2 separate regions of the Homo sapiens genome follow, and region 1 is linked to region 2. A link is a contact called in ENCODE Hi-C or POLR2A ChIA-PET data. All regions are on one chromosome and are shown on one strand. Each heading gives the region's core, a stretch centred on a gene start or an enhancer-like site at or near the end of the contact. The rest is flanking DNA. Distances are from core to core; before and after follow the strand shown.

Region 1 (3,943 bases), core at 496-2,995, 36 kb after region 2:
CACTGTCCCTAAGTAAAATCTGATTTTCCAAATCCCTGAACTTCTATCTTTGCACATTTGCTCCTGCCCTAGCCTTCTGCTCTTCTGCAGGGACTAGCTTGTGTCACACACATCTGAGGCTGGCTTCCACCACCTGGCCTTCAGAAGCAAGCGGCAGTACCTCCCTCCAGGACCCAAGGTCAGGAGCATGTGATCCTGACCCCAGCTGGACGCCCCTCACGACTCCACCCCACAGTCTCAGAAGTTTTCTCATTGGAAGGGAGAGGGAGGCCTAGATCACAGTCAGATCTGAGCAGAGAGGAATTCCTCTGTGAATGCCAATTCAGACTTTCTTTATCCAAAGGCCACACAATGTGAGCATAGATAATCTCTTTGGAAGTTTAGATCAAATAAATAAGAGTCATGTGTAAAGGCTATTCTCTTGTGTCTGTGATGAGAGCCAGAGAATTCCATTGTCACTTCAATGATTCCTTCTTCGTATCTTGGCCATGGCCCTCCTGCCTTGGAAACCCTTTCACCTATCAATAAATATGCACAAAGCACTTCTTTGTGCCAGCTGGTAAGTTGGGTATTGCAGGATACAGGGCTGTCCTCATGGGGTTTCAGTGCAACGTGAAGAAAAGATGTTAAACCAGAACTACAGTAAAATACAATGTGTTGCAAAAGGAGGTGTGCAGCTGGCTTTGGGTATACAGCACAGGGATTTAAACTTCTCTGGGGTCAGGAAAACCTCCCATGGAGTGATAAGTTTAAGTTGAAACTTGAAAGACTTAGGGGGTCAGCTCCAAGATGCATTCCCAGAATAGTGCCTGGCACAGGAAATTCTCCCTAAATATTTGTTGCAGGAATAACAGAGGAGTCAACAAAAGGGGATGATTTTGTGGAGAATATTCCAGGCCAAGGAAATTTCACACTGATGTTTATGTGGCCTGCTCAATGCAGCAAAAGAAGCCCTCATGGCTGCAGTAGAGAGATCAAAGGGAGAACTCCTAGGAGACAAAGATGGAGAGGGAGGCAGAGACCGAAGTGCAGAGGCCTTCAAACTTTATTTTGGAGTTTGGGCTTATTCTTGGGTCATGAGGAGCAAACACAAGCTTTAAGGCACTGTGATACTCGGGTGCTATACACATTAAACGGGGCCTTTTCAAACTGTAATGTGCAATTGAATCACTTGGACATCTTGTTGAAACGTGGACTCTTGATTCAGTAGGTGGGGTCTGGGAATCTGCACCAGTTCTGAGAAAGCCAATGCTACCAGTTCCAGGGAGTACACTTTGAGCAGAAAAAACACAAAATCTTGCATAAATCCTCATAAATCCTGACTTTCCGGTCCCATAACAATCCATATCTCCTCATCACCGTGAATCTGTAAAGTTCTGTCTTTTATTTTGGTACATAGGATAATTAATCCTCAGAACTGGAATAACTCTTAAATTCAAGGCATCTAATCTAAGGAAATGGAGCCTCTGGCTGAGTAAGCCACCACCTATGGTGCCCCCATTTATTAATAGTAGCCGTGGGTCTGGACCCCAGGTTTCCCTGAACGTCAGCTCAGGATTCTTTCTGTTGTGTAAACCTACCTCCCTTTTCCACATGACCTTTCCTCCACTGTGTCCCATCAGGATATGGGTGGAGGTGGCTGTGCCTAGAAACAGGCGATTGGCCCATGTTGGAGAGGATTCTGGATGCCATCCAAGTCCTGGAGGATTCACTGCAGTGCTCGGTGGCCTTGGAGCAAGGCCAGCTCAGAAAGTTTCCCAAGCCCAAATTAGCCACAGCCTGGGATCCACTCATGGTAACTATACTAGGGTCTTTCTCTTTTCTGGCTTCTAATGAGTTCTGGTAGTTTGGCCATTGGATGATGTCCTCTGGGTACCCAGAGTGATGAGTCAATGCTCCTAGTCACCATGGTTGGCCCTAGGAAAATCTGCAGTCATAGGGAGCCACCTGTGTGGAACATGGCAGGGGACATAAAAAATTCCTCCACTGAAAAGTATCACTTGCTTGCTTGTCATGTGGTCCACGGTTCCACCACTGGTTATTCACTCCTTGAGTTAGCACTGCCTCACCTTCTATCTCTTTTTAACAAAAATCTGAGAAGGCGAACTATTAAGTCCTCAACATCCATCAGTTCTTTTTTGCTGACCAGGGAAGGTGTCTTGGCTAAAGAAGGCCCCCCAGGTGGGGATGAGGAATAGAGAAAAGCAGGAAAAGGAGAGGCAGGAGACACCACAGACAGAACTCACTCCCTTCAATACCTTGCCCAGGGCCAGCTCTGATTTTGACCTCCAGATGCTTCCTACTTTTTCTGGCTCCTCATCACAGTTGGTGGTGATGTAAGGAACTGGAGTAACACCAGATTCCAGACTCTGGGTGGAGTTTACAGTAACGATATGAGTAATACCTGATGCTTGCATGCGCCTCTGTATCGCACAGTCAGTGGGAATCGCCTAAAAATCAGGTGTGCCTCTTCTAGGGTGGGACAGGAATGAGCTTAAAGTCAAGGACACAAAGTATAGGATTTTTGAACAGGACAGCAATGAATGACACACTTTGGTAAAGAGAGGCCCACCACAGGCCTTTGAAATGGTGCCCTGCTGCTTTCAAAGCAGTATCTCACTTAGTCTTAACTGTCTCTTAACAACTACCATATCAGGAAGGAAGGAAAATATTCTCCCCGTGGCATAAAGGTCACTGAGAAACTTGTCAAAAATGCACATTTCTGAGTTCCAAAACGGAGATTCTCATGCAGTGGGTTTGGGGTGTGGCCTTGGAATCTGAACCCTTTTATGTAGGGAGTGGGTGAGCCACCTTTTGAGAAGCATTGATTCCTTCATAATAGAGTTTTGGTCTATTACAGGGTAGAAACTGAGACTCATTCCCATCAGTGTCCTTCTCAGTGCTTAGCCTAGTGCTTTGCACATATTTTGTTCTTTACAAATGTTGGCAAAAGTTTAAAGGTCAGGGAAATATTCATAGAAGTAGCATCTGAACAGGGTCTCTAAATGAGAAAAGCCTGGGGTGGAATGCATTCCAGAAGGAAGAAATATCAACAGCAAAGGCATGAACATGGGGTTTTCCAGATGAGAGAGCCCTATTCTTTGATGGAGCACAGAGTATGCATTGGGAAGAATGAAGAGATATGATCACAAAAACACATTAAGATCATGCTGTGCAGGACCTTGAATTTAGGGATTGGTGCAGTTCAGAAGCAATGGGGTCATGTTGAATATCCATGTCTCTGTGTGTTGAGGGTACAAGGTAGGCTGGGATTAATTTGCAAACTATGAAACCACCTTCTTAATGCCAGAGCAAAGCCATTTAGGAGGCTTTTGTGTAGGCTCCAAGCAGCTCCAAAGCCTTGGCATTTCTGCAGCCAATCCCCAGGGAAATCTCTAATTCCCCACTCCCAGTTTTCCTTTACCACCTGAATGGTACGGGGCCCTAAATGTTCATCTCCAGCCCATCTTCTTTAAAAGAGTTTATGCCTCCAGACCTGCCCAAGCCCTCCACCCCACCTGGATGTACCATAAGCACCTTCATACTTACATGCCCCAGTGTAGACCAGTATTTTTCTCCAACCCTCTTCTATTCCTACCCTGGTTTGTGGTAGCCACCTACTCACCTAAATCAGAAACTGTCAGTCATTTTTCACTCATCTTTCACCCTCGTGCATCTGAACAAACAGCCTCAGGATTCCATTTTTCAGATTTGCCCCTTTCCTACCTCTAGGAAGTTTGTGATAGAAATTATAATATTTGCTTTTCTTTTTCATATTTCCATGTACATAATTTCTCCCAGTTTAGCCAGCTACAGCATCTATATCCAAACTGGTGATGGGAAGGAAGTTCTATTATTATAACAGAAAAATGGAGAAAAAGGGGTCAATATTCACAATTTAACTACCAAAATAGGATTGTTGAGTTCCTAAAAAGATTAGTCT
Region 2 (4,127 bases), core at 690-3,189:
GTTTGTATTGACAAAAATAAGAATGTAGACTGAAGAGCAAAACTGTTGGGTTCAAATCCTGGCTCTGTGACTTACTAGTTATATAACCCTGGGCAACTTAACCTGTTCATGCCTTAGTTTCCTCATCTCTGAAATGGAGATATTAATAATAATAATATTCACCTCATGGGGTGATTGAAAGAACAAAATGAGTTAATTTTAGTGTTTAAAGGAGTGCCTTGCGTGTGGCAAGTACCATGCAGATGCTCATTAAATAAAAGCTTGAGAACTATGAATGAGCCTCTCCGAGAAGGTCAAGAATGGGCACATAGTCTGGGTGATCATGAGCAGAGGCTGGAAGTGATGCATTCTGTTGAAGGAATTGTTCATGGGGTGGCCACTCCTTCAAAAGGAATTATAAAAATCTAAGACTTGAAGCTGAGATCCCCCACCTGCTGGGTGGTGTTTGATGGTCTAAACTGGGGGTTTGCAAACTCTTTCAGCAAAGGGCCAAGTAGTATATCCTTTAGAATTGTGGGTCATCCAGTCTTTGTCACATTTGTTCAACTCTGCCATTGTAGTGTGAAAGTAGCCATGGATGATATATACCTGAATTAAATGGACTGTTGTGCTGGGCTGGGGCCACAGTCCATAGTTTGCTGCTGCTTGTCTAGATCCTGCGGGGCCTGAGCAAGTGAGCTGGAAATAAGGTGGCTGTTGAGGGGGCTGAGGAGCAACAGGAAGTGAGAAGGGAAGGGAGATGGGTGCAGCACCACTACAATGCCACTTCCTTCCTGGGGTGAACTCACTTAGACTTTGAATAGGTTCTCTGCAGAGATGACTGAGACACTTGGAGCCATGCGCCTGCAGAGACACAGTGGGGGACCATGTTAGAAATGGGAGTAACAAGTCATTCATTCTTACTATATGTTTCGTTATTGCATGGCAAAGGCTTTGAAAAGAAAGCTGAGTCTTTTATTTTCCTGTGAATCAGCTCCGAGCCCCTGGAACAATGTTGTTCATTCTGCGGATGCTCAGCAAGCCCTTGCTGACTGTCTTTATTTCTTCACCTGCAATAAGATCCCCCCAGGCCCATATGGAAACGTAAATGTTCTTGAGGGACTAATTCAGTGAGACTCTTCCAGGGGAAGTTCAGTCCTCCTGGGAAGTGATTACACACTGATGGAATTTTTGCACACTGGATGGAAAGATGATCTTTGCCTCTTGGCTGTGTCACAGTAATAAGTGGGAGACTGATTATTTCTAAGAGTGCAGCTCTTCCCGGCACTGATAAGAATGGAATGCAGCGCTACCATGGAGATTCGGGTCACTAATTAGTCCCAGAAGCCTCTAGGCCTTGAATCACTGTTATATTAATTATGCATCAAATTAGAATGTTTGCAAAGGCTCAGAGCCAACTGTACTGCAGAACCCGGTGACAGCATGGAGAGATCAAGGAGTGTCCCGCCCAGCACACTGCAGGGACCAGCAGACAAATCCACGCGGCCTGCCTGAGCGTGCAGTGACCCCGCCTGATCTCTGATACAGCTGTTCGCAACTCCTGCCAGAGAGCTTGTTATCGGCACAGGGTGGACAAAAGAAGGAAAGGAAGAGAACGATGGCTTCCCCTCAGTTCCATAATCTAAGCTCTACTGCGGTAATATCCAGCTGAGAAAAGACACAGGACAATCATTTGGGCACTTTATTTCCATGGTAACAAATAGAAGATTCTTCCAGATGTTTGCTAACATCGTGGAGGTAACATGTCTGGACCGTTGTCTGATATTCAGTTTTTATAGCTGGGGAGACATGGCTTTAGCTTTGGGTAAACTATTCTATCTCTTCCTCCTCTTCCTCTGCCTCCTTCTCCTTCTTGTGTTCTCCATGAGCATAAAACCAAAATATACTTGATGCTTTGTTGTAAAATAAACAGATGATAAATAGCAGTCTCTGTGACTGTTGGGTTATAATTCCATCGAGGGCTGGGGTTGAAGTCATAAACCACAAGAAGTGAAGCATGACCCACAAATAGCCTTCAGGATGGAATTACAGCCCCATAATTCAGAGTAGCCCTTTGAAAAAATAATTCCTAAACCTAGCTATAATTTGGGGAAAGAGCCACGACAGTGGTGACGTCTTCTCTAATCAGTTCATCAGTAGACAAATTACTCCCCTTCGTTATTCTGATGATATTTATTAACGTTGGGGTGAGCACCCAATCTGTTTTCTAGGAGGTTACTGTTGAAACCAGGTAGCAGTCGCCCAAACAGAACCAAAGAAAGGGAAACTGGAGTCTCACAGTAAGAAAGTTCTCACCACAGATGAAGGTCAATGAGCATGAGGTGAGAAGAGACATTCATTACTTTGGAACTGATGAGAAATATTGATTCCTGACCACAGGAGTAGTGGCCGAGTTTGTTTTGCGTGGAGTGTGGCATAAATTCCGTCCCTGTTCTGCATCTTACTACTTCTCTAAATGTCTTTGCTATTTTCAAAACTGATTCTGCTTGATCTCATAATTCATTAAAGCAAGTTGATCTCATGCACCCCAAGAGTTATGAGAAGCTTTTTCATGATGGTTCTTGCATGATGAAAATAAATTCTCATTTATTACAGAGAAAATAAACCGAACCCAACAATTCTGTAGAAGGTGAATGTTTAAATGGCAGTTTCTTGTGATCATAAATTAAACCATCAAAATCCCATAAGGTTTCTCTGCAGCCTAGATATTAAATAAAACAACAAACATGCAAGGACTGGCAAGTGGTAAGGGCTTAATACATGGTCATTCACTACCATAATTTGTACCATAAAATTCAGAAATTCTTTACATGCTTTGTGTGTTATTATCTACTTTGTCAATGACGCTGAAGACATGAGGAGAACAAGGGTCTCATCTGACGCATTATGCCTTTCCACATAGACAATGTAGAATATTATTTAAAACAGAGTCTACAGCATGAAGAAAATAGAAGCAACAGAAAACAACAAGCTAATATATAAACTATTAAGGCAAAATGGACAAAGAATATGATCATTTAAAAGTCGAGCTTATTGAGGTATAATTTGCAGATATGCTTTGTGTTTAATTTGCTCCTTCTTTCCTAGTTTAAGGTGGAAACTTAGATCATTGATTTGAGATATGTCTTCTCTTTCAAACACAAATATATAAAAGTGTGAATTTTACTCTAAGTACTGTTTTGGCAACAACACACACATTTTGATATGTTAGGTTTTTATTTTTGCTTTGGTTCAAACTATTTTCTAATTTTTCTTGTGATTAAGTTTGAGAATTTAACAATAGAAAACAGAAAACAAATACTTCGTTATTGATTTCTATTTTAATTTTGTTATGATCAGAAAACATGCTTTGTATGATTTAAAGTCCTTTAAATTTATTGAGCCTTATTTTTTGACCCAGATATGATCTTTCTTTGTGAATGTTGTGTCTGCATTTGAAAAGAATTTGTGTTCTGCTATTGCTGGATGGAGTATTCCATAGCTGTCAGTTAAGACAGTGGTTAGTGGTTCCATTTATCTTCTATGTTTTTCTGTATGCTTGTATATCTGAGAAAAGGATGCTGAAATTTCTAACTATCACTGTGAATTTGTCTGTTTCTCCTTTTGGTTCTGTCATTTTTTATTTTATTTGTTTTGACATTGTTAGGTATTATTAGGTGCATGTACATTTGGAACTGTTATGCACTCATGATGAACTGAGTTCTTTCTTGTTATAAAATGTCTCCCTTTAGCCTACATAATAATATGTGTTCTGAGGCCTACTTTGTGTGATATGAATTACAGCCATTCCAGATTTCTTTTGATTAGCTTCTGCATGGTACTTTTTTCATCCTCTTCGTTTTATCTATATATTTATACATATTGTATATTTCTTGTAGACAAAAATAGGTATGTCTTGCTTTTTAAAACCCAATATGACAATCTGCTTTTTTAATTAGAATGTGAAGAATTTTCTCTAATATTTCTTATAATATAGGTCTGTAGTTTATGGATCCTATCAGCTTTTATTTGTATAAAAATATTTTCTCTATTTCTAATTCACTCTCTATTTTGCCTTCATTTTTAAGAGATATATTTCCTGGGAATCCTATGATGACGGTTCTTTCTGTCAGCACTTTTAAGATATT

What was found. A loop is a pair of places that touch in the nucleus more often than their neighbours do. ChIA-PET counts read pairs that join two places held with the same protein, here RNA polymerase II (POLR2A). Pooled maps may share reads with other maps.
Region 1: a map of heart right ventricle shows a loop between it and region 2 (5-fold over the local background). The contact joins two enhancer-like sites. A Hi-C loop is called at or near these places in 3 of 168 maps with a recorded cell type or tissue (A673, endothelial cell of umbilical vein and heart right ventricle) and 1 of 50 pooled maps. POLR2A ChIA-PET finds 5 or more read pairs at or near these places in 1 of 52 experiments (AG04450).

Annotation. Positions count from the first base shown.
Region 1 is chr11:130,773,186-130,777,128 of GRCh38, forward strand. The region is part of intron 3 of LOC105369576 (a long non-coding RNA gene); the gene reads right to left. Among named protein-coding and RNA genes, the nearest start is that of LINC02551, 87 kb to the right of the region's middle. Within about 2 kb of position 1,746, at least 4 of the 41 ENCODE cell types and tissues checked have a DNase peak (open chromatin) inside an H3K27ac peak, as active enhancers do; they include heart right ventricle, where a contact is called at or near this core.
Region 2 is chr11:130,736,857-130,740,983 of GRCh38, forward strand. LOC105369575 (a long non-coding RNA gene) reads left to right here. Exons shown (of 4, transcript XR_007062954.1): 4 at 1-2,525. Among named protein-coding and RNA genes, the nearest start is that of LINC02873, 66 kb to the left of the region's middle. Within about 2 kb of position 1,940, at least 8 of the 41 ENCODE cell types and tissues checked have a DNase peak (open chromatin) inside an H3K27ac peak, as active enhancers do; they include heart right ventricle, where a contact is called at or near this core.